Regions from separate parts of the Homo sapiens genome. Here all the other regions are linked to region 1. The links are chromatin loops, found by intact Hi-C in ENCODE. Cell type or tissue: PC-9. All regions are shown on one strand. Region 1 overlaps MED12L (mediator complex subunit 12L). Region 2 overlaps MED12L (mediator complex subunit 12L). Region 3 has its middle 12 kb from the start of SERP1. Region 4 overlaps CLRN1 (clarin 1). Region 5 overlaps ERICH6-AS1 (ERICH6 antisense RNA 1).

Evidence for each region. Peaks named below come from ENCODE experiments on the same cell type or tissue, not always from the same donor. Only the 100,000 strongest peaks of a DNase experiment are listed, where the experiment ranks them.
Region 2: it touches region 1 in a loop (19-fold over the local background); 93 of 110 quality-filtered maps call a loop at or near these places.
Region 3: a loop joins it to region 1, with 4 times the contacts of the local background. A loop is called at or near these places in 3 of 110 quality-filtered maps.
Region 4: a loop joins it to region 1, with 22 times the contacts of the local background. A loop is called at or near these places in 8 of 110 quality-filtered maps.
Region 5: it touches region 1 in a loop (6-fold over the local background); 6 of 110 quality-filtered maps call a loop at or near these places.

The regions. Positions count from the first base shown.
Region 1 is chr3:151,281,213-151,286,212 of GRCh38, forward strand. All of the region lies in intron 16 of MED12L (mediator complex subunit 12L), which reads left to right. Among named protein-coding and RNA genes, the nearest start is that of P2RY14, 5.2 kb to the left of the region's middle. RefSeq lists a silencer at 2,809-3,103. In PC-9, CTCF peaks have their summits at 1,922 (motif pointing left) and 2,129; a DNase peak (open chromatin) is centred at 1,899; H3K27ac peaks cover 1,192 bases.
Region 2 is chr3:151,166,546-151,171,545 of GRCh38, forward strand. All of the region lies in intron 11 of MED12L (mediator complex subunit 12L), which reads left to right. Among named protein-coding and RNA genes, the nearest start is that of GPR171, 34 kb to the right of the region's middle. In PC-9, CTCF peaks have their summits at 1,921 (motif pointing right) and 2,121; a DNase peak (open chromatin) is centred at 1,936.
Region 3 is chr3:150,531,881-150,536,880 of GRCh38, forward strand. No RefSeq gene overlaps it. Among named protein-coding and RNA genes, the nearest start is that of SERP1, 12 kb to the right of the region's middle. RefSeq lists a silencer at 2,689-2,808. In PC-9, no CTCF peak of the experiment used is centred here; no DNase peak of the experiment used is centred here.
Region 4 is chr3:150,922,910-150,927,909 of GRCh38, forward strand. CLRN1 (clarin 1) reads right to left here. Exons shown (of 3, transcript NM_174878.3): 3 at 3,658-5,000. Among named protein-coding and RNA genes, the nearest start is that of MINDY4B, 20 kb to the left of the region's middle. RefSeq lists an enhancer at 2,997-3,497. In PC-9, CTCF peaks have their summits at 2,947 (motif pointing right) and 3,148; no DNase peak of the experiment used is centred here; H3K27me3 peaks cover 444 bases.
Region 5 is chr3:150,718,883-150,723,882 of GRCh38, forward strand. It overlaps ERICH6-AS1 (ERICH6 antisense RNA 1), which reads left to right. Exons shown (of 3, transcript NR_121675.1): 3 at 987-1,264. It also overlaps the pseudogene SNRPCP3. Among named protein-coding and RNA genes, the nearest start is that of ERICH6, 17 kb to the left of the region's middle. In PC-9, a CTCF peak has its summit at 2,603 (motif pointing right); DNase peaks (open chromatin) are centred at 2,619 and 4,169.

The sequences.
Region 1 (5,000 bases):
CCTATCTCTACCAAAAATACAAAAAAAAAAAAAAAAAAAAAAAAAAAGTTAGCTGGGCATGGTGGAGTTCGCCTGTGATCCCAGCTGCTCAGGAGGCTGAGGCAGGAGAATCACTCGAACCCGGGAGGTGGAAGTTGCAGTGAGCTGAGATTGCGCCACTGTACTTCAGCCTGGGCAACAGAGTGAGACTCTGTCTCAAAATAAATAAATAAAAAATAAAAAGATATTTTATTATGACTTTTAGCAACGTAGGTAATGACTCTTTTCAACACTAGACACCAGGCATAATACAACATAGCCAATAACGACATTATAATTAAAATAATAGAGGGCCTGGTCCTTGTGTGCAAGAATCTTTTAAAAAACAAAATCTAAAATAGTCAATATTTTCCTTTTATCTGTGGTGTTTTGATTTATGCTAAATAGTTCTGAATTCCCATTTCCTTTGGTGGAATCCTAAGATTAAAGTACTGTGATTTCCTCCTGACTAATCTTTTTCTCAGAGCCCTCAACATAACCCTGATATGACAACCACCCCTAGCCCACCCCACGTGCTCACACATTCTCCAATACCATTTAGAGACAGGACTCTGCCTTATTAGTAATAGGACTGGTTATATATAAACATCCCTTGTGTATTCATACTACAAATAGAATGAGTTTAACACACGTAATCCCCAAATATGTCTGTAACTGTTTCCAGTCAGTTTCTATCCAGGCCGTCATCGACTGCGCATAAATAGCTGGCTGGCTTACATTTTGATTCCATAAATGTCCTATTTTGCTCCTTACCCCGGAATTCACCTATGCATAATTGTTACCATATGTCTTTTGAAATCATTTTTCTTTAAAGTAAGTACAGAGACAACTTCATTGTTACTGCCCTTCCCCTGCCTTTCCCTGGTTGCTTTATTGAGCATAGTGAGTAAGACACTAGCGCATCCGGCCTCATCCCCACTTGCTCTCTTGGAGACTTGTTCATGTGAGCCCTGTATAGACCTTATTCTTTTTCGTAGCTTTGTAGTATTCCATAATTTGTTTAATCAGTACCTATTGATGGATTTTCAGATAAATATGAACATTTTCAATGAATTTATTTTAACCATAGCAGATATTTGCTGGGTTATATAATTTAGTTTTTTTTTGTTTTTTTTTGTTTGTTTGTTTGTTTTGCTGGCAAGTTATTTATAATTGTGTGTGTGTGTTTTGTATGTGTTGGGGGGCATGGCTGCCGAAAGGATTCCACTGGTTGTTGAGAAAGATGTTGACGTAAGAATGTAGAGGATTTTAGTAAAGGCCCGGTGTAAACATTTTATGAAAGTACAGTGTACAAGGATATTTAAAGGAAGCATATTTGGAAATTGTCCTCTATAGGATCTCTGAAGGAACTAGCATCCAAAATGCTTCTTGTTGGATGGCTCTTTTACTTGTAGAATGGGGGTGAAAGTCAACTTAGTACTGTATTAAAAGAATGATGTGAGCCAAGGTTTAATGTTAGGAAAGCCAGCAAAGGTGGAGGAGCGCGTAATGTCGGGGATCCAAAATGTCACGCTCAGGACTTCCTAATTTAGTGTGCTGTAAAGTTTTTGAGCTTTGTAGTAAAATAATTGAAAAAGTGTTTTGAAAAAATTGTAATCTGATAGGAAAACATTGAATGCAGACATGCCTTTTTATGTTTCCCTATGTGAAGCATTCAGTTCTACCAGCTTGTTGATTTAGAGTAGTGGAGAAAGGGGGCAGAAATTACATCATTAAGATGTGAGATAAGTCACCACATTATAAAATAATGCCTTTTTGTTAAACCTCTTGCAATGAATGACAGGACATGGGACTTCATTGGCAATTGTGCACTTGCCTTCATCTGAGAATTACAATGGAGAAACAAATGCCTGGTACAATATCACCCCCTTCTGGTAGATTGAAAGAAGTAACAGTTTTTAAAAAAATTAATAGGTGCAATTTGTACATGTATTGTAGGCAGTTCACAAAACCTCACTTTGGTGTGGATACTAACGTTGAGTCATGGTTGATTGTCTAATCCCAATTAGTTGAAGTGTGCAAACAGATTTTCTGTATTGCTAGCATTAGATTGGGTTTAAATCTTGAAAATCAGAAGGACTGAATCTCGACTGATGTTAGCAAAGAATCAGAATTTAGAACTTTGTTACAAAACAAAAACTTTTGTATGTGTATTTTCTCTTTTCAGTATTTTTTTTGGAAAGATGCTGAGGAAGCAGAGGAAAGCATTTTCTTTTTCACCTTGAGGTCTCACAAATGTGTCATCTCTGATTATCTTCCTGTTGTTCCCATTTGCTTGCAAGACTCACCACGTCTTTAGACATGTCCCTAATACCTCAGTGTTGTCATTATTCTTCTGATGTGGCCTGTGTTTCTGTATCATGCCTAGCCGTCCTTGCTGGCTTTGTTTTGTACCCGTGATGTTCACTACCATAGTACATACTCAGAAGTATTTGTTAATTGAATATCTGTAACCAAAATATGGGGAAGACAGAGAATATTCTCCAACTCCGTGCTCTGGTTCTGCAAGTAAAGATAAATGAGATAATGGAAATTATCTGAGAACAATGACTATGAATATTTTAAATAATATTATCCCAAGTGTATTAAATCATCTAATCACTTGTAGTTGTACACTTTTGAATCCCTTTTGTAGATGTCTGAATCCCTGACCTGCATAATGATTCAACTTAGGACAGGTAACTAAGAGGATGACACGCCGCTTTATCAGACAGTTTATTTACTCAGTACCCTAACTGCTCAGCTTTTTAATACAGTGATAGAACAAGTTAGGAAAACAGGCCTTGGGAAGTCACTGAGTGAGCTGGAATGAAACTTAATGAATGTAAGAACATACTTCGTTTTTGTCAGATAAACTTTCCCACAGTTGTTCTGATAAACAGTGCTGCTTGTCATCCTGCCACGATGTGTGGGAGGAGCATGGCCTCAGCAAGTTTAAGGAAAGATTTGTGGTGTTGACTTTTCAGGGAACTTGACTGAGGGTTAACTGAAATCAAAGGAAGTGCTATGGGTGATCACATGTAGAGTTTTGTTTGTTTTTTTTTTTCTACCCAAAGAATAAGCCGCACCTGACATTATGTAGATCAGTCATCTCTGCCCAGCAAATGATTTTAGCTAAGCACACTTATTTTTAGTTCTGGGTTGTGGGAGGGTTGTGTGGTTATCTTGGTAATTTAATTTCCTTGGTGGCCTGACTAGAATAGTGGTTTTAGGCAATTAATGCTGTAGAGAGCTGCATATCTTTATAATTAATAATTTGAGCACAACAGTTATTCTTAGGCTATTATGTGTGGACCTGTTAGTTTAATCAGAATGAAGAATCAGTGAGGCCAAATTTTTTATGTATGTTTGTTTGTTTGTTTGTTTGTTTTTTGAGACAGAGTTTTCGCCCTTGTTGCCCAGGCTGGAGTGCAATGGCGTGATCTCAGCTCACCACAACCTCCGCCTCCCGGGTTCTGGTGATTCTTCTGCCTCAGCCTCCCAAGTGGTTGGGATTACAGGCATGCACCACCACACCTGGCTAATTTTGTATTTTCAGTAGTGACAGGGTTTCTCTATGTTGGTCAGGCTGGTCTCGAACTCCCGACCTCAGGTGATCCACCCACCTTGGCCTCCCAAAGTGCTGGGATTACAGGCGTGAGCCACTGTGCCCAGCCCAAAATTTTATATTTAGTCTTTGAATGAGCCATTTAAGGAACAGCTGTGCTGGTTACCCTTGTCTAATTCTCAGTGGTCATGAGGTGGTGCTGTGGTCTGAATGTTTGTGTCCCTCTAATATTTATGTGTTGATAAAAAGAAACAAAATAATGGCATTTGCAGTAACCTGGATGGAGTTAGAGATCATTATTCTTAATGAAGTAACTCAGGAATGGAAAACCAAGCATATGTTCTCACTTATAAGTGGGAGCTTAGCTATGAGGATACAAAGGCATAAGAATAATACAGTGGACTGGCCGGACGTGGTGGCTCACGCCTGTAATCCCAGCACTTTGGGAGGCTGAGGTGGGCAGATCACAAGGTCAGGAGATCAAGACCATCCTGGCTAACACGGTGAAACCCCGTCTCTACTAAAAAATACAAAAAATTAGCCGGGTGTGGTGGCGGGTGCCTGTAGTCCCAGCTACTCGGGAGGCTGAGGCAGGACGAGAATGGCGTGAACCCAGGAGGCGGAGCTTGCAGTGAGCAGAGATTGCGCCACTGCACTCCAGCCTGGGTGACAGAGTGAGACTCTGTCTCAAAGAAAAAAAAAAAGAATAATACAGTGGTCTTTGGGCACTCGGGAAAGGATGGGAGGGGAGCCAGGGATAAATGACTACACATTGGGTACATTGTACACTGCTTGGGTGATGGGTGCACCAAAATCTCAAAAATCACCGCTAAAGAACTTCTCCATGTAACCAAGCACCACCTGTTCCCCCAAAAACCTATTGAAATAAAAAAAAAATAAAAGAAAAAAACATATTGAAATCTAATCCCCAATGTGTTGGTATTAAGAGGTGGGGCCTTTGGGAGGTGACTAGGCCATGAGGGTAGAGCCCTTGTGAATGGGATCAGTGGTTGTATAAAAGAGGCCCTTTGACCTTCCGCCATGTAAGGACACAGGGCACCATCCATGAGGAATAGGTCCTCACCTCACATGGAATCCGTTGGCTCCTTGATCTTGAACTTCCCAGCTTTCAGGACTGTGAGCAAGACCTTTCTGTTGTTTATAAATTACCCAGTTTAAAGTATTTTGTTACAGCAGCAGGAATGAACTAAGAGAGGTGAGTTGTATGATGGTGTGTGGTTATGATAGGAGGATTTATTCAGAGCCCACCTTCTACTTGATTGGGCTTTGCAATCATCAGTCTCTCTCAGGAGAATCACAGACTTCCTGTGACCCCGCTGTTGTAGTTAGAGTACTCTGTGCCCTCACATGGCTCTACCTCCTGATCAGCTTTTCATTTAGTTGTGGCCTGCAG
Region 2 (5,000 bases), 110 kb before region 1:
TCACATGATTATGGGGCTGGCAAATTTGAGATATTCAGGGCAGGCTGGAGACTCAAGGAAGAACTGATGTGGCGGTCTTGAGTCCATAGGCAGTCTGGAGGCAGAATTCTTTCTTCCTCTGGGGACCTCAGTCTTTTTTTTTTTTTTAAAGACAGAGTCTCACACTGTCACCTGGGCTGGAGTGCAGTGGTGCAATCTCGGCTCACTGCAACCTCTGCCTCCTGGGTTCAAGTGATTTTCCTGCCTCAGCCTCCCGAGTAGCTGGGATTACAGGCACCCACCACTATGCTCAGCTAATTTTTTGTATTTTTAGTAGAGATGGGGTTTCACCATGTTGGCCATGCTGATCTTGAATCCTGATCTCCTGATTCGCCTGCCTCAGCCTCCCAAAGTGCTGGGATTACAGGCCTGAGCCACCGCACCCGGCCGGGACCTTAGTCTTTTAAGACTTTCTATGGGCTAGATTAGGCTCACACACATTATAGAACATAATCTGCTTTACTCAAAGTCTGTTGATTTAAATCTTAATCACATCTTAAAAAAATCTTTTTAGCAACAACTAGACTGGTGTTTGACCAAACAACTGGATACAATAGCTTAGCCAAGTTAATATCTAAAATTGATAATCACAGATAATTTTTATCTCACACATATCTAGCAATAGATTGTTTCATGAATGAATTGCCCCAAAACTAGGATATTCAGTTGTTTTTTTCCTCAGCCTTATTTGGGGAGAAATAAAAAGTTTGTCTTCTTTTCACAATGAAAACTGCCGATGATAATATCCAGCCTGTGCTAGGCACTAGGACTGCAGAGTTAAGTTTTAAGACACCTTCAATACCTTAGTTAGCTGATGGCAAGCATCTTTGATATTTCAACTGGCTTTTGGGAATGCATATGTGGAAAGAAAAGATGAAACAGCAACAACAACCACCATCAAAAACCTTTCCTTCTCTTACCTTTATGTGAGCCTGATACATATTCCAGATTATTATTCTTTTTGGAATAATTTTTGATTGATCACCCTGCTTCTCAAAGATATGGTTCAAGACTAATGGTGCCAGCTAGGATCATTCAGAACGTTGAGAGCAAGGGACTGATTGAGTGTGCTTTTTAAATTCATCGCGAGTTCAGTAGCAATGCCTCCCTACTTCAGTGGAGCATGCTGATATAATCCTCTGCTTACTGAGGCAAGTTAGAGTGCTACGTGCTCTTTTTGGGTGGAAACCTTAAAGTGTGTTTTTAGTAAAGACTTTCTTAGATAAAAGACTTCATGAATACTAAGATTTTTAATACATATAGGTGAGTTATCTGGAAGGAAAGTAGGGATACCCAAAATTCAGGGGGATCTTGGATTGTTTAGCTTCTTGCACTAAGTATTGAGTAAAAGCTACATTGTTTCCTGGTGAGGGTTTTACCAAGATTATCATAACCACCTTAGTTTTGTGGTTAGCCTGACTATATACCTTCAGAGTGTATGCACTGGCTAACTTCAGGATTATTGCCCCATTCACCTGCAGACACTTAAGTTACAGCACTCTCAAGAAAAAAATAGGGGTGTTTTTTCAAAAAAATTCAAGGGCAGAAATTATGTTGCAATCTTTCTGAATGAAATCACACTGTGAGGTTCTTTGTAAATCACAGATATCTCCGGAGTGGGTGCTTGCAATGAGCCATTAGGGTGCAAGAAGGTTATTAGAACTTCTGTTCAGATTATAATTTTCAAAAGCTTCTTTTGTCTCTGGAAATGAATGTAATTATTATGATCGTATAGGTATAGAAGTTATAAATAAGTGTGTGTTGAAAGTTTTTACTAAAAAAACTCTTTGAGCTGAGAGGGTGTGTGGGAAATGTTTGGAAATCACTGCCGGAAGCTTCCCCTACCTGAGTGACTTCTCCAGGATTCAGAGAGGTGCGTGCCACCAGAGGGCGACATGTGCTCAGGACTGAGAGTCCTGGAGGCTCTAGGCACGCACATTTCTGGAAGGGCCATCAGTGTTGCCCCATTTAGCAGTAATTATTTTGAATGTTGACTCAACTTCAGAAAGACTTGATGAAAACTACGTTTTCAACCCATAATTCAGATTGGTCACCTTTTCTTAATAGTCTGGCAAAAAGGATAACAAAATAGATGGATCCTTCTGTAATACTTAACATTAAATTATTATTAGTATTTTTCCAAGACAGTCTCAGTCTGTTGCCCAGGCTAGAGTGCAGTGGTACTGTCTTGGCTCCCTGCAACCTCTGCCTCTCAGGTTCAAACAATTTTCATGCCTCAGCCTCCCCAGTAGCTGGGATTATAGGTACATACTACTGTGTCCAGCTAATTTTTCTATTTGTAGTCAGGCTGGTCTCAAACTCCTTGCCTCAAGTGATCCATCTGCCTTGGACTCTCAAAGTGCTGGGAGGTGTGAGCCAGTGTGCCTGGACTAAATTAATTTTTAAAATATGTCGTTGGTATCTGTATGTATGGTATATGCATCAAGGTATATATGTATATGTAATCAAGTTTTATCTCTCTATTTACTCCTTAACAGGGGTTACTGTTTTCTTTTTCTTTGTTTTTTTTTTTTTTTGTTTTTTTTTTTTTGAGACGGAGTCTCTGTCTGTCTCCCAGGCTGGAGTGCAGTGGCGTGATCTTGGCTCACTGCAACCTCCACTTCCTGGGTTCAAGCAATTCTCCTGCCTCAGCCTTCCAAGTAGCTGGAATTACAGGTGCCCTGCCGTCACGCCCGGTTAATATTTTTATATTTTTAGTATAGATTGGGTTTCACCATGTTGGCCAGGCTGGTCTCTAATTCTTGGCCTCAAGTGATCCACCCGCCTTGGCCTCCTAAAGTGCTGGGATTACAGGCATGAGCCACCGTGCCCAGCCCTGTTTTCTTGACTGCAGAGTCACTTTGCGTATTTCTGGAATTCATGCATGTGCTGCAGCATCATGTTAACTGATCAGCTGGTGATCTTGAGTAAGTTACTCAAGGCTTTGTGCAATAGTGCCCTTCCTGGTTAAGTAGGCATAGAGTACTTGCCCTTTTTTTCTCTAAGGAAACATGAACACTTTGAGAATTATAAGGCACTATACAAATATGTTTTAAAAATTGTTAACAATAATAATATAGCAATTATTAGTATTATACTGGAAGAACTAATGTGATGATGCTGTTCTCTGATAAGGAGTTACGTGTGGTTAGGATTCAGAAATTGGTCTCACTTCTTTAAAATATACTTCCCCTTTTTTGTTTTCATAATTCATTCAGGATTTAGATAGCACGATAGATAAAACATGATCAACTTCTGTAGTTGCAATAGGTTGGAGGTTTGCTGTTACTAGAAGTCGTGTCTAGGTAGGCCTAGGCCCCAGGTTGCATAGCCTGCTTCTTCACATCTGTTGGGAAAACCTGAATTTCACCCTCCTTGATTCCTTAATTCCCTTTTCTCTGGAACTGCGACAGGGAAATGCAGTCCTCTCTACTTCCTTGTAGGGAGGGGAGAACTTCTGTCTAAATGGGAGAAGTTTGTGTGTGTAATCAGTTTCAGTATTGGTGAAAGCCTGTTGAAAACTGCAGTGCATGGGATGAAGGCATCCGAGGCCTGGGCCCTGCCTTGTGGTTGGACTGTGGTCATGAGAGTGGGAGTAGGAGCTGATTCTGTGCCCACATTGGGGTGTGCCAGGCTATGTGGTGTGCCTTCACTGATTCCACATGGAATGCACTATTTCTTTTTTTCTTTTTCTTTTTTTTTTTTTTTTGAGATGGAGTCTTGCTCTGTCACCTAGGCTGGAGTGCAGTGGCGTGATCTTGGCTCACTGTAACCTCTGCCTCCTGAGTTCAAGCCATTCTCTGCCTCAGCCTCCCGAGTAGCTGGGATTAATAGGCGCCTGCCACCATGCCCGGCTAATTTTTCTATTTTTAGTAGAGATGGGGTTTCACCATGTTGGCCAGGCTGTTCTTGAACTCTTGACCTCGTGATCCACCCACCTCAGCCTCCCAAAGTGCTAGAATTACAGGCGTGAGCCACTGCACCTGGCCTGGAATGTGCTAATTCTTTACTCTCCCTCCCTGTTGCCCTTTACCGCCCCATTTCCTTGGCCACTGTTTCTGTGTCTGGGCTTTTGGGTATAATGGCAAGGGAGGTGAAAATAAAAATCTCAAAAACCTGAGTGTTTCCTTATTCTAGATCTGTGCTGCTTAGTTTTCCATTCAGAGTAGTGTGAGATATAAAGATGGTAATACTGAGGTCAGGGCTCATGTCCCACAGTGGCCAGGCAGGTAGTGGGAATGAGTCGGGGGATGCTATGTATAAGGCAGCCTGGAGGTGGTGGGGGTTGAGGTGTCTGGGAAGTGGGCAGACCCTGTCTGAAGAGGGAAGCCTCTCAAATTCTTAGATTCTGCTTGGGATCCACTGTTCCCTGATCATCCAACATTTCAAGAGAAGCTGGATGTCAAGATCTGCATGTAAACTTTCCTGATTTTAAAATACTGTGCAGCCAGGCAGTGTGTCTGCTGGCCATATTCACTCAGATGCTTGTCACTTTTCAATTCCTGGTACATGTCTTCTACAACATGTACTCACTTATTTGCTTGTTTAGTGTTTCAGAGCCATTTCTAGTCTGGGTGATGGAGGTGGCAAATCCTGACATCCACACAAAGGAGTCGTTATGTGGACAGTGGGACCCCTGGTTTCCACATGCTCACTGAGCCTGTCACTTGTGACCTCACCTCTGAGCAGCTGGAGGAGGAGTTGCTCTCTTTGCTTTTCAGAGGCCTCAGACCACTTCCTTCCTCTTGGCATCTCTCTGTTTGGGATGAGTGTGAGCACGGAGGCAGCTGCATCTTTAGGGTGCCTCAAGGACATGGATAGAAGGGACAGGCTAAAGGTGGCAGGAAGAGCTGCCTTTTCACTTCTCTCTTTGGGGGTCCCAGGAAGCCAGCTTTATCCTGAGTAATGAAAAGATGGAACCGGCTGCACTGGACAGAGTGTTCCTGCAGCAGCATGTGTGT
Region 3 (5,000 bases), 750 kb before region 1:
AGAAGTCAATCACAAAAGGTCACATACTGTATTATTCCATTTATATGAAAAGTCCAGAGTAGGCAAATCTAGAGAGAAAGTAGATTCTGTGGTTGCTAGAGGTTAGGGGAAGGGGGAGGAGCAATGAACATCAATAGGTATGGGGAAGGGAGTGATAGATACAAAGTTTATTTCTGGGGAAATGAAGTATTCTGAAATTTGGTAGTAATGATGTTGCATAGCTTTGTAAAATATACTAAAAACCACTGAAATGTACACTTTAAAAGGGTGAATGTTATGCCATATTAATCTCACAAAATATTGTAACCTTATCAATAGGAAGAGACAAGAAAGTAGAAAGAACAAGAATAGGAACTGAAGGCAGGCACAGTGGTTCACACCTGTAATCCCAGCAATTTGGGAGGCTGAGGTGGACAGTTCGCTTGAGCCCAGGAGTTGGAGACCAACCTGGCAACATGGTGAAACCCCATCTCAGCACACACAAAAAAATTACAAAAAATTAGCCCGGCATGGTGGCACACATCTATAATCCCAGCTACCCAAGAGGCTGAGGTGGGAGGATCACATGAGCCCAAGAGGTAGAAGCTGCCTGTAGTGAGCTGTGATCATGCCACTGCACTCCACCCAGGGCAACAGAGTAAGACCCTGTCTCAAAGAAAGAAAACAAGAAATAAGAACTAGATTTCTCTGAATATACCTAGTTTAATAGATTTGATATTAAAACCAAGAAAATATAATATATAGTTACTAAACTGAATTAAAAATATAAAAGCAACCACTAAGATTCTCTTTCTGGCATGGCAACCTGAGGACCTCCATGGACCCACTCCACAATGAAACTGGTGAAAATCATTAAAAAACAAAATTTAAATTCTCTAGAAATGGTCTTAAGGCCATACAGCAAATGAAGAAACATTTATTCGAGAAAACCTACTAAAACTGGCCGGGCATTGTGACTCATGCCTGTAATCCCAGCACTTTGGAAGGCCGAGGCAGGCAGATCACCTGAGAAGTCAGGAGTTCAAGACCAGCTTGGCCAACATGGGGGAACCCCATCTCTACTAAAAAATACAAAAATTAGCTGGGCGAGGTGGTGCATTCCTATAGTCCCAGCTACTCGGGAGGCTGAGGCAGGAGAATCACTTGAACCCAGGAGGAGGAGGTTGCAGTGAACCAAGATGATGCCACTTGCACTCCAGCCTGGGTGACTGAGTGAGACTCCATCTCAAAAAGAAAAGAAAAGAAAAGAAAAGAAAACCTACTAAAACTAGTTAGGAATGGTAAGAGTCTATGGCATTTGAGTCATGACCAATTTCCTTCCCCTTCCATATTCAGAGTGATGGGAACCCTACTCCAGGTAGACACAGCCAAGAACACAGGGCTCCCTCTGCCCTCACCTCCCATCTAGAGGGCTGCAGTATCTTCCCATCAGGGCAGCATGTCTCCATTTCTCCTCCTTTCCCAGCTACCTGTTGCAAAGGCTAAGTTCTGGGTGGTGTAGCCGAAAGGTGGGAGCCCCCTTCTTCTACCCAGCCCCCACTCGTGGGATACAGAATCTACTGAGAATACTGGGTCCAATCCCCATCACTCCAGCCCATTCATATAGCAAAGGTTCCATGCCAGCACAGGCAAGTCAAGAATACCAAGGGCTATAGAGCAGAAATTGAAGAAATTGAGTACAGAAAAACAATAGAGAGAATTAATAAACCTGAAAGTTGGTTCTTTTAAAAGAGCAACAAAGTTGACAAACCTTTAGCTAGATTAACCGAGAAAAAGAGAGAAGGCTCAAATGAAAGAGGAAATGTTACCATTAATGTTACAAAATAATAATGATTATAAAGGAATATTGTGAACAACTGTATGCCAAGCAGATAACAGACAAAATGAACAAATTTCTAAAAAGACACAAACTACTAACACTGAATCAAGAAGAAACAAAAAATCTGAACAGACCTCTAACAAGTAAAGAAATTGAATTTGTGGGTGGGCACAGTGGCTCACACCTGTAACTCCAGCACTTTGGGAGTCTGAGGTGGGAGGATCACTTGAGCCCAAGAGTTTGAGACCAGTGTGGGCAATATAGCGAGGCCCCATCTCTACAAAACAAAAAGTAAATAATTAGCTGGGCGTGGTGACATACACTTGTAGTCCCAGGTACTTGGGAGGCTGAGATAGGAGGATTGCTTGAGCCCAGGAGGTCAAGGCTGCAGTGAGTCATGATCGTGCCACTGCACTCCAGCCTAGGTTACAGAGGAAGACCCTGTCTAAAGGTGGGGAAAAAAAGAAATTGAATTTGTAACAAAACAACTATCCACAAAGAAAAGCCTAGGCCCAGATGGCTTTATTGGTGAATTCTACAAAACATACAAAGAATTCATGCCAATTCTTCACAAGCTTTTCCAGGAAACCGAAGAGAACAACTCCCGACTTATTCTACGAAGCCAGTATTACCCTGATAACAAAACCTACACAACAAGAAATGAAAACTACACCAAGATCTCTTACGAACATAAATGTAAAAATTCTACAGAGATACTAGCAAACCAAAATCTCTACCTGAAAAAGGGCATCTTCAAAAAACTCACAACTAACATCATACTTCATGGTAAACAACTGAATGTTTTCTTGTTCTTGTTAAGATCCAGAAGAAAACAAAGATGTCTACTGTTGCTGCTTTTTTTTTTTTTTTTTTTTTTTTGCCCAGGCTGGAGTGCAGTGGCAAGATCTCCGGTCACTGCAACCTCTGCCTCCCAGGTACAATCAATTCTCCTCTCAGCCTCCCAAGTAGCTGGGATTACAGGTGTGCACCACCATGCCCGGCTAATTTTTGTATGTTTTGTAGAGACGGGGTTTCACCATGTTGGCCAGGCTGGTCTTGAGCTCCGGACCTCAGGTGATCCACCTACCTTGACTTCCCAAAGTGCTGGGATTACCGGCGTGAGCTACCGCACCCAGCCCACTGTTGCCACGTCTATTCAATATTGTACTGGAGGCTAATTCTGACCAGGGTAATTAGACAAGTAAATGAAAGAAAAGGCATTCAGACTGGAAAGGAAAGAAGTAAAACTATCTCTATTTGCAGATCAATCTTGTGTGTGGAAAATCCTAATTCACTAAACAACTATTAGCACTAGTAAATGAGCTCTACAAGGTTGCAGGGTACAAGATCAATATACAAAAACAACTGAATGTCTATACAGTAGCAGTGAGCAAAAAGAAAATAAAATTAAGGAAAAAATTCCACTTACAATGGAATCAAAAAGAATAATGTACTTAGAAATAAATTTAACAAGAACAAAACTTATATTCTGAAAACTACAAAACATTGTTGAAAGACAGGAAGGAAGGCTGGGCAAAGGGGCTGTTTGTAATCCCAGCACTTTGGGAGGCCGAGGTGGGAAGATCACTTGAGCCCAGGAGTTTGAGACCAGCCTGGTCAACATAGTGACACCCTGTCTCTACAACGAAGTACAAACAATTAGCCAGCCATGGTGACGAGTACCTGTAGTCCTAGCTATTCAGGAGGCTTACGCAGGAGGACCACTTGAGCCCAGCAGTTTGAGGCTTCAGTGAGCTACTCCACTAAACATGCCTGGGTGACAAAGCAAGACTCTGTCTCTTTAAAAAAGCTTTTTTTTAAAGGGATACAAACATAAAATTAAAGACATAAATGAAAACCTATTTCACCATACCTCATACATTTGAAGATGTATGTACCTCATGCCCAGACATTCCAAATTCCAGACTAGAGAAATTCTGTATACAGTTAAACAAGGAGAAAATATATTAATATAAACACCCATATTCATTACAACCCACATTGCAAACAAGTGGGAACAAGTGGAAACAACTTCAGTATCCCTCATAAGGAAGTTAGATAAACAAATGTGGCTTATCTATAAAAAGTATACTCTATAAAGCAATTCAAATGAATGAAACAGATCCACTGAAGAAACCTCAAAATGATGTTGAGTGTAAAGTTTCATACGACAATGTACAGTTTGATACCACCTCTTTAAATCTTAAAAGTGTACAAGGGTATGTTTTATTTATAAATGTATACATGTATTCTAAAAGTATCAGAAAAATATGTAAATAGCCTACATTGACTTTAGGGGGCAAATAAGGGGTATTTTCATCCTACCTGTAACATTTTGTTTATATTTTTAAAAAGAGATTTGAAGCAAATATGGCAAAATTTTAACAACTGTGGCATATTGATAATGACATGTAGACATCTCATGTTATTTCATGTATATTTGAACTTTTTATAATTAAAATATTTAAAAATCTAGCATACTGAATTTTTATCTGATATCTGATATGAGGCACAATTTGCTCATTACTAAAAAACAAACAAACAAAAAAGAGGGCCAGGTGCAGTGGCTCATGCCTGTAATCCCAGCACTTTGGGACACCGAGGCAGGAGGATCACTTGAGGCCAGGAGTTTTAGGCTGCAGTGAGCAATGATCGCACCACCGTACTCCAGCCTGGGTGACAGAAAGAGACACTCTAAAAAAAACCCCAAAAAACAAAAACAAACAAACAAACAAACAAAAAGACTGAAGGCTACATTGAAGTGTGGTAACTTTGAGGGAATCCAGAAACAGAAAAGGGTCATTAGTGGAATATTGGTGAAATCCAAATACAGTCCTAAGTTAGTTAAACTATTATTGCTGTACTGTTAATTTCTTGGTTTTGAAAAATATACCATGGATATAATAAGATGTTAATATTAGGGGAATTGGAGTAAAGGATATACAGGAACTTTCTATGCTATCTTTGCAACCTTTCTGTAAATCTAAGTTTATTTGAAAATGAGGAAGGTATAAAATCAAATTCCATTTTGTTTACTTATTTTGAGACAGAATCTCACTTTGTGACCCAGGCTGGAGTGCAGTAGTGTGATCTCAGCTCACTGCAGCCTTGACCTCCCAAGCGATCTTTCCACTTCAGCCTCCCAGGTAGCTGGCACTACAAGCATGAGCCACCACATTTG
Region 4 (5,000 bases), 360 kb before region 1:
TTGATACATTCTTTTTAAGTTTTTTTTCAGTATTATTTAATTAAGTAACAGAGTTCTTATAGCATTTTGTGAAAACTGAAACTCTAGGATAATTTTTTTTTTAAATGATTTCCTTTGTTACAAAATTTCATCAGATTTTCCTATTATGGGTAAACTTAAAAAGCCTTTTCTTAATACTATACTGAAGTTTTAAACAGAAACTAAAGATAGAAAGTTTTAGAGGATATTATTCTCTGCTCTCAGCCAAAAATCAAGAAAAAAATGTATTCTTACCCTTTTTACATTAGCCATCCCAATATTTGGTGCCTTACACACAGCTACATCTGTAGGAGATGCAAGATAGATCCTTTTTGAATAATGAAAAAGGGTTTATTAACCCATATTTGGAAAGAATCTTGAAGGACAGCAGCATAAGCAAAAGTGTTTATTTACTCTTTAGTTATTGATGTAGACAATTCACTCTCCGGTCTTCATTTCAGTGGGTGATGGGTAATGTGACCAGAGGGCCACAAAGGACAGAGGCACAGAGAGGAGCAAGTGGAGACGGTGCAAGGTGCACTGGCATAGACTGTGCCTTGGGAGCCCTAGAGAAGCATCTCCCTGGCAGGCAGCAGAAGAGCTTTCTTGGAGAATGGGTTCCTGTTTGCTAGGCTAGGCTAAATTAGACTAAGCTACAGTCACAATCACCAAAAATCAGTGGCTTTACAGAGAAAGTTTATTTACTACTCTTGTACTCTAGTGCAGGGCAGGAGGCCCGCCCCAGTTTTGCAGCCTTCCGTCTGGATCTCACAGATTCCAAGGCTGCATGCAGCACCAGAAGAAGAGAGAGCTGGAGGATTGCATGGGATGTTTTTCAGGGCCAGGCCTGAAAATGGCACAGGTCACTTCAACCAACATGTCATTGGTACAGCCACACTCACATGGCCCCAACTCCAAAGGAGACTGGGAAATGTACTTTAGCTGTTTAACTGTGCTCCAGAGAAGAGGAAACTGGTGAAGAGCACATCGAATTTCCATGGGTGAAAGGGTGACTGCAGAGGAGTAGGGCAAAGGGGGCAGCTATATGGCAGCAAATGAAAGTCTATACAGCTGATTCTCTTGGAGCTTCTGGCCTGGGATGTGCAGCAGACACCGTCCTTCCCTATATTAAGGCACACTATTCATTACACTTGGCTAAATAGAAAGATGGCAAATTTAAGTGCAAATCAGACAGCCATGGCATCCCGGAATCCACACCTCTGGATTAGCTATGCTACCCTTTTTTGCAAAGTTCATGATAAATTGGAACCTGAGGAGAGTGCAACAACAGGGTGGCAGATGTCGTGCCCTGAAATTGCACGTTTCTGGTAGGGCACTGGCTTAGATTACTTGAGGGGCCCAAGCCTCCTCCTCTGCGAACCCACTGACAAACTATACCAGAGGAGGGAGAGAGAGAACACCGCTAGCAGGAATTCCCAAGTCTCTCACTCTTCTCTTCAGTCGGGTTCGTGGCTCACAGAGGGAAGAGTGGACTTTTGCTGAATGAGGGGTGCACAAACTTGTAACTCATTCTGTCTACTGCTTTCAGAGTGGGTCAAAATCCCTCAGACCAAGATTCAAGCAAAGAAACAATCTCTTAAGACACTTGCCTTTTAACTGCACCATAGCTCACCCTCACCTCACTTCCACCCTGGGGTCTCTATAACTATTGCCTGATACTGTCCGGTAGGACTGGCAGGGGAGAGTCTGGAGATTTCTGACTTGGGTCTTTGGACTTTCCACATAAGCTAGTAAATCCCAGCTCTGAGCTGTGACACCCATGGATGTGTCTGGTTGCCTTGGTGGGAATTTATCACTAAGTCTGTAAATCAAAATATAATTTAATTTGGTTTACATCAGTATTTACAGGAGCAAGAGGGCTTTTTCCAAGGGGGGATTTTGGCCCACAAGCAGAAACCCCAGTCCCGCCCAGTCTTTCTGTCTGCCCTTTAAATTGACCAGCATTGCTGTGTCCCTTGTCACTGATGGTGGTGGCCCATCAGCCCTGAGCCGGGACCAACTGCCACGTTGATGGGGCTTGAAAATGGGCATGTCTCTAGAGCAGACACTGAGCACTGAACTAGTACAGGCCCCAGGATATGTAAATAGAAGGGATGAGGGGCAGCAAGGCCGTTAGAGAAACACGGCCGGGCTTTGGCCTGGTCTTGAAGCAGCATTTCTATTATAACAGATGCACTGTTTTAACTACACTGGATCTTATTGGAAGGGGAGAGGGTGAGGAAAATCGAGAGGGAAGTTAATCCTCCCCCCACCCCCGCCCCACTTTCCACCCTCTGGAGTCTACGCCTCTGTTCTCATTCAGGTTTCTCTAGGTAAATGATTGGGACAAATATCCATTCTAGCAGCAAGCCACGCTTACCTTGGAGCTGGTGCACCCTACCGCTGCCAGAGTGCACCCTCTGTCTCCACCAGGGTTAAGAAGGGGTGGTGGTCTCCCTCTCCTAGCCTCTTGCCAGGTAAAGGGGCAAGAGGGAGAGGAGAATAATAGCACTGTCCCTTGCCTTGATTGTGTACACGTATGATACTCTGGCCTCATTGAGGGGCCCTGAATACCTGGAATGTGACACGGAAGCAGCTTCCCTGGAGGAACAGATGCGACCGCAAGAGCAAAAGACCTCTGCCAACTGTAAGACGCCCGGATGTAAGGAGTGCCCCTCCTCTTCATTCTAATGCACCATCTGCATCTGTTTTCGCTTCATTCTGAAGCTTGCTCCTCTTCCGGTGAACACGTCTTGCCTTGGCTGGGTCCACCTGGACAAACCTAGGGTGATGTTCATACATTCTTCTTGCCATTCTTTCTGGCAGCATCATCAGCACTGATGTTCTCACTGATGACATGAAGGTGTCTGAGACAATTAAACAGGCTCCCCACCTGGCATGGTGTTCGCCTCCCCAGGGCCAGCAGGGGGCCCCGCGACCTTGTGAGAAGGCTAGCTGCCACCTGGGGAAGGAGGGCGGGTCCCAGCAAAACGAATGTCATTCCCGGGGCCTTTGATTCCCACCGAGTGGGAGCCGCCTATGAGCGTCCTGGCCAGACCCTTCTTCTAAGGGCTCCCCATAGGCCTGGGGACTATGCGTTTCATCTGCGAGAAGAGAGGGAGACCGGTGCTGCTGGTGCCGGGTTGTTTCCTGCTTTATTTTGTGTGCGGTGTGCTCTGCAGGGACCTTTTGAGTGTCTGTCACAGCCCTGCTTCTCCTTTCCAGCCAGGGAACATGGTGGGTTTGCCTCTTAGTTCCTCATTAGATTTTTCAGCAGCTGCTCCAGGTTTTCTTTCTCTTTCTACGGAACAGAGAACGATTGGAGACTTGTTTTCTAAAGAAAAAAGCCTGGTGTTCGAAGGAGTTTTTCAAAACTCCAAGAAGACAGAGAGGAATCCAATAAGAGTGCAGGGGGTACCTGGCCTTGGGGACCTCCAACCAACTCCTCACGCAGGAGACGGTCCTTGTCCTCCTAGCCCACTCATTTCCAGTGCTTTTGTACTGGACCATTTCAGCTAAAGACTTACAGAACCGGGCTCTAGCCTGTTACCAAAAAAAAAAAATCCCCTTTGTGGCTAGACTGAATTGTAGTCTTCTAGAAATTGTCCAGGTGTATTTCCTGATTTAAGGGGAAAAACCAGCATCTGGAAACTCGGTGTGTTCTGATGTCTGCTGGCGAATAGCGAATTGACACCAGAGCAAGTTATTTCTCAGGTATACGGTTGTTTCATCCTTGTAAATAGTTCCAAAGGGAAACAGTGTTTTATTTTAAGGAGTACTTTCAAACCTATTATATGAGGGCTGCTGAGTACTCAGCACCTGTGGTCAGAGGCCTAGTGATCTGTTTGCTGTCATTCTCTGCTTTTTCCTTGGTGCTTTCTGGAGGACAGCAGGTTGAGGATGAAGGAAGGGTCAGTTCCAGGCTCAGCTGTGGCCTTTAGTCAGCTGCAGATCAATTTGATGGGTAATTCAGGGGAAAAAAAAAGTTGACCTGGGTCATGCTTGGTGACAGCCAGAACAAGACCAAGATGATACAGTGATACCGTCATAATCCCAGATTTAATATAATTTTCATAATTGCATATTAGTACTCGAGACACTATAGCTAGAAAAACAGCCCCTAATAAGTCATTTTGCATCAAATGTACTAAGCAGAGATCATTTTTCATGATTCCTCAGTGGTCCTAACAATTATGTTCATTGAAAGTACTGTCGTGAATGTAATTGGGACTCAGGCACGGGAGGAAAAATACCCTAAGCTTGGTTTTTTCTTCTTTTCTTCTTTTAGAGTTTGCAGATTTTGACCAACAGACATGGTTAATAAGACTATGCTTTTTTAAAGCCTATATTTTATATTTATTTTATTTTTTAATTTTGTTAGTGACAGGGTCTCACTTTATTGCCCAGGCTGTAACTCGAACTCCTGAACTCAAATGATCTTCCCACCTTGGCCTCCTGAAGTGCTGGAATTACAGGTGTGAGTCACCACGCCTGGCCTAAGAGTATACTTTAAACAAATTTTTTAAAATGTGTGTTGATACATTTTATAGATGTTCATTTAATACACTACTGTTTTAGGAAAGCGATTGCAGCTCAGTTTTCTGAAATCTGGCAACAAATGTGTGGATATATTAGAGATATTATTTGTTTTTATTAAAATATATTCCATGTGCCTTTGATATCTTTTTGATAGGAAGACATCTTACACACACACACACACACACACACACACATATATATATATGGAGTAACAATTTGTCGATTCTAGTCAACTGCCTTTGACTACCTGGGTCAAGCAATTTCCCACCAGATAAAACAACTTTTCAAAGCCTTCCTTCTGCTTCCCTTACTTTCCAGCCTGTATCCTTAGTACGTAATTTGTAAACATTGTCACGAAGGGTCCTGATGCTTTAATATATGCAGACTAAAAGGATATGCAAAATTAACCACATCTAAAAGTGACCAAAGCAAGTCTACTCCCT
Region 5 (5,000 bases), 560 kb before region 1:
GAGTTCGAGACCAGTCTGACTAACATGGAGAAACCCCGTCTCTACTAAAAATACAAAATTAGCCGGGCATGGTGGTGCATTCCTGTAGTCCCAGCTACTCGGGAAGTGGAGGCAGAAGAATCGCTTGAACCCGAAAGGCAGAGGTTGTGGTGAGCCGAGATCTCGCCATTGAACTCCAGCCTGGGCAACAAGAGTGAAACTCCATCTCAAAAAAAAATAAAAAAAATAAAAAAAATTATGTCTTCTGAGGAAATTACTAAAGTTCAGACACTGATAAATGGATAATTAAAATGTAGTGTGTCCTTACAATGGAATATTACTTGGTGATAAAAATAAATGAATTACTTATATATGCTACAACGTGGATGAACCTTGAAAACATTATGTTAAAGAAAAGCAGCCAGTCACAAAGGACCATGTATGTATTGTGTGATCCTATTTGTATGAAATATACAATAGGCAAAACAGGCAAATCTGTAAAGAAAGTAGAGTCATGATTTTCTAGAATCGGTGGAGTTTGGGGAAATGGGCGGTGACTGCTGATGGGTGTGTGATTTCTTTTAGGGGTGATGAACATGATCTAGAATTGATTGTGGTGTTCTTACACATCTCTGTGAACATACTAAACACCACTGAATGGTACACTTCAAGTGGGTGAATTGTATGGTATGTGAACTATATCCTAAAAAAGTTGTTTTTTAAAAAGGAAAGGAAATGGTTTACTTTTGAGGGTAAATTGAAAGCTCCCCACCCAGATATTATTAACAACAGTTAATGTAACAGCAGTATAGAGCACTGACCCTGCCATCTGCGTGTATCTTCATTCTGATATTCCTTTCTCTGTCCATCATATGCCCCTTGATTTTGCTTTTCTTTTTTTTAACTGATAGAGTCGATAATTTTATTTTCACATTTCACAATACAAATGAAAACTGCACTTTTTCTGGTCCCACTTCTCCCGTCTAATACTATTCTCTCTTTGATAGGAAGGAGGAGCAAGTCTTCTTTGTCATGCTATTAAGAAAATACCCAGAGTCACAGCACCATGATCTCCTTGTGAAGCAGAACAAGTAATATAAAACTGATCTAAAGAGGCCTCCCCTCTACTCTTATCTGTCTGGTCGAGTCATTTGGGTCCAAGTGGGCACCATTGTGGGAGGGTGGGAGGACTCATCACTGGGGGCCCAGGCATCATTGGCATGTGGCCTCCTGTGTTAGTTTGTTCTCATGCTGCAAATAAAGACAACTTGAGACTGGATAATTTATAAAGGAAAGAGGTTTAATGGACTCACAGTTCCACATGGCTAAGGAGTACTCACAATCATGGCGGAAGACAAAGGAAGAGCAAAGGGACATCTTACATGGCAGCAGGCAAGAGAGCGTGTGCAGGGGAAGTCCCCTTTATAAAACCATCAGATCTCATGAGACTTATTCACTATCGCGAGAACAGCATGAGAAAAACCCACCCCCATGATTCAATTACCTCCCACCGTGTCCCTCCCATGTCATGTGAAGATTATTACAACTCAAGGTGAGATCTGAGTGGGGACACAGAGCCAAATGATATCACCTCCAATGGGCAGCCTCATTCCAGGAGCACATCCCATTGGCATCATCCAGGAGGAGGGGGGGGCCATCATTGGCATCATGGGAGGGCCCCCCAGCTGGGGTGCTGGCATCATACCTGGTGAGGAACAGGAAGAGACTGGGGGGAGGTTGGATCATCGCTCCTGCAGGAGGAGGAACAGAGAACAGAGTAGGAGGTGTTCTTCCTTGTTGAGATGCAGTCTTTGTTCTGTCAGCCAGGCTCCGAGCCTGCTCTTCTATCCATTTCTGGTAGTAGTCTTTCACATTCTCTTTGTGTTTCCTTCCACTGCAATGGTAGGTTCTCACAGATGGAGAGTCGTGGGTGAGGTATGTATTGCAGAAGTCACAACAAAACTTAGGCATGTTGCTCTGTAGCCCGTTAACCACTCTCTTCCCTGATTTTGCTTTGTTTTGATGTGACATTGAAGCACTGCACATGCGCAGAGCAGCTAATAGTTCTTCCCTCTTTGGATTGTTGGATGAAATTTTTTTGAATTTTATTTTTTATTGATACATAATAGATATATGTGTTTTGGGGGTACATATGATAATTTAATATATTTATATAACTTGTTAAGAACAAATCAGTGTAATTGGGACAGCCACCACCTTAAATACTTGTCCTTCCTTTTTGCTGGAAACATTTGTATTATTCTCTTAGCTATTTTGAAATATACAATAGGTTATTCTAAACTATAATCACCCTAGTGATCTATGAAACACTACGTCTTATTTCTTCTATTGGATTAAATGATTTAATACCTGCAATGCTCTTAGCATTGTGCCTGGCACATGATAAATAAATATTAGCTGTCGTTATTCCGACCCAAAACAAGAACATTTTTTATTGTTACAGAAAAAATTGGACCATTGATTATGTTTCACCATTTAAGTGGCTATTGTTTGCATGCTTTCGACAGTTCTATCCCATGCCCTATACATTTACTTTCCCCCAGACCTCCCTCCCCTCCATCTTCAACCTATTACAACAGGGTGTAATAATATAGACGAACACTAGAGGGAAGCATGCAATTGCAATGAAGAAAATCGGCATCAGCACACTTGAAATTCAGACAAGAAGATAGAAGATGTCTAGTATCAAAGGAAAGTGAAATGTCTTCCTTTAATATAGTGTCTTGTAGTATTCTCCTATAGGAGGGAAGTATTATTACTCTATCGGATGAGTATTCCTACTGGAAGGATAGCTGCGGCATTTTAAAAAATCCTGCCTGTATGTGCCTGCCATAAAGATGTCACATAACCATTTCCTCACGTGCTGTTCACTCCACACCCCAGCTCTCCTGAGAGCACTTAGCTTCTCCCGTGAGCCGGTTCCTCCGATGGGAGGCATTTGGAAGCCTACATTAGTATAGTGCTGCCTTACAACGCACTTTAATGTAATATCTAGTCTCTGGGAGGCCCAGGAGTGCTTCAAATTCTAGGCTTCCCTGAGATGTCCAGTGCATTTCTGTTGAGGTGTATATGGGCTCACTCGGCCTGAGTCCCTCAGGGGCAGGAAACGTACCCCATCTTCACCTTTGCATCCCCAGCAGTTTGCAGTGCTGGGCATGCCCTAGAGAAGCTGGATAATGTCTGTTGGACTAAACTGCTTCATGAGCTGCAGACAGAAAAAGAGGGAAATTTATGCTCACTTTATGCCTGAGCAATGGGACTCTAAACTGCACCCCTAACCAGTGAATATTTTTCATTATTTTTCTGGATTATAAAAGTTCATGCTCATAATGTGAAAATCATGCAAAAAGAACATCTAAAATATTCATAATCCCATCCATCCAATATTAACCTGGGGAATACTACAGATTCTTTTAACCTTATGTCAGAGTATAATATATAAATATATGTGTGTGTGTACATATATATAGTGTTTACATTTATGGCAGCATGGAACACCTATCTTTTAAAAATTTTTTTTGAGATGGTGTCTATACTCTGTCACCCAGGTTGGAGTGCAGTGGCGTGATCTGACTCGCTGCAACCTTGGCCTCATCCTCCCACCTCAGCCTCCTGAGTAGCTGGTACCACAAGCGTGCACTACCATGCCCAGCTAATTTTTTGTATTTTTGGTACAGACAGGGTTTTGCCATGTTGCCCAGGCTGGTCTTGAACTCCTGAGCTCAAGTGATCCACCTGCCTTGGAATCCCAAAGTTCTGGGATTACAGGTGTGAGCCACCATGCCCAGCCCTACATCTATCTTTTTTTTTTTTTTAAAACTAATCCCTTTCTTTTGGGAATTTAAGCTGTTTCTCAATTTTTGCTTTTTTTAAAGAGCAGTCTGGTGAATATTCGTGTAGCTAAGTGTAAGCCCACATTCTTTATTAGTGTCTTAGGATAAATTCCCAGAGGCAGAATTTCTGGGTGATGGGTAATTTACATTGTCACCAACAGTGACAGTGCCCTTGATCAGATGAAGAGTTTTAATTAAACGTCACACCAGAACTCCATAATCTTGTCTCAGTCATGTCATCGCTGCTCAAAACATTTGGTGAACTCTGTTTGGTGATCCAGGCTATGACTCATATAAGAAAATAAATCTTAATCTCTCATCTTGCCTTTGATCTTTGACTGTTCAAGAAAATCTAATTTACCACAAAAGGACAAAGACAGCAACCATGGCAGATTTTCATATAGGTGTGCCACCAGAGTCAGGAGGAGATAGGGAAATGCTTCCCAGACTGTTCTGAATAGTGGCAAATCAGAGAATAATTCCTCTAAGTCTTTTTGGAAATTAGAATGGAACTTCCCTATCATCTGAAGACTCCTTATGGATTGAACAAGGAGGGCCCTCTTGACTGGTTTGTCTTTCTTTCTTTTTCTTTCTTTCTCTTTCTTTCTTTCTTTCTTTCTTTCTTTCTTTCTTTCTTTCTTTCTTTCTTTCTTTCTTTCTTTCTTTCCTTCTCTCCTTCCTTCTTTCCTTCCTTCCTTTCTTCCTTCCTTCCTTCCTATCTTCTTTCTCTTTCTCTCTCTCTCTCCCCCTGCTTCCTTTTCTTTTCTTTTCTCTTCTCTTTTTTCTTTCTCTTTTCTTTTCTTTCCAGGGTCTATGCTATGCTGCCTAGGCTGGTCTCAAATTTCTGGACTCAAGCAATCCTCCTGCCTTGGTTTCCCAAAGTGCTAGGATTACAGGCATGAGCCACCTTGACTGGTTTCTTCCTTAAAGGTTCCTAAGCTTCGCCTTTTTTTTTTTTATCTTAAAGATGGACACAGAGATCTAAACATTAAAACAATTTATTTATTGGAGTTTCCTCATAGAAGGGTAAGAGAGACAGTTGCACCTGACTGGGTGCTTAGTATTTCTATAGAGTGGCTTAAGCATGGCAACTGATTAATGAGAGGAGCAGGAGGTGACTTGCATTGTTTTTACTAAGATAATATTTTGTTTTGTTTTGTTTTGTTT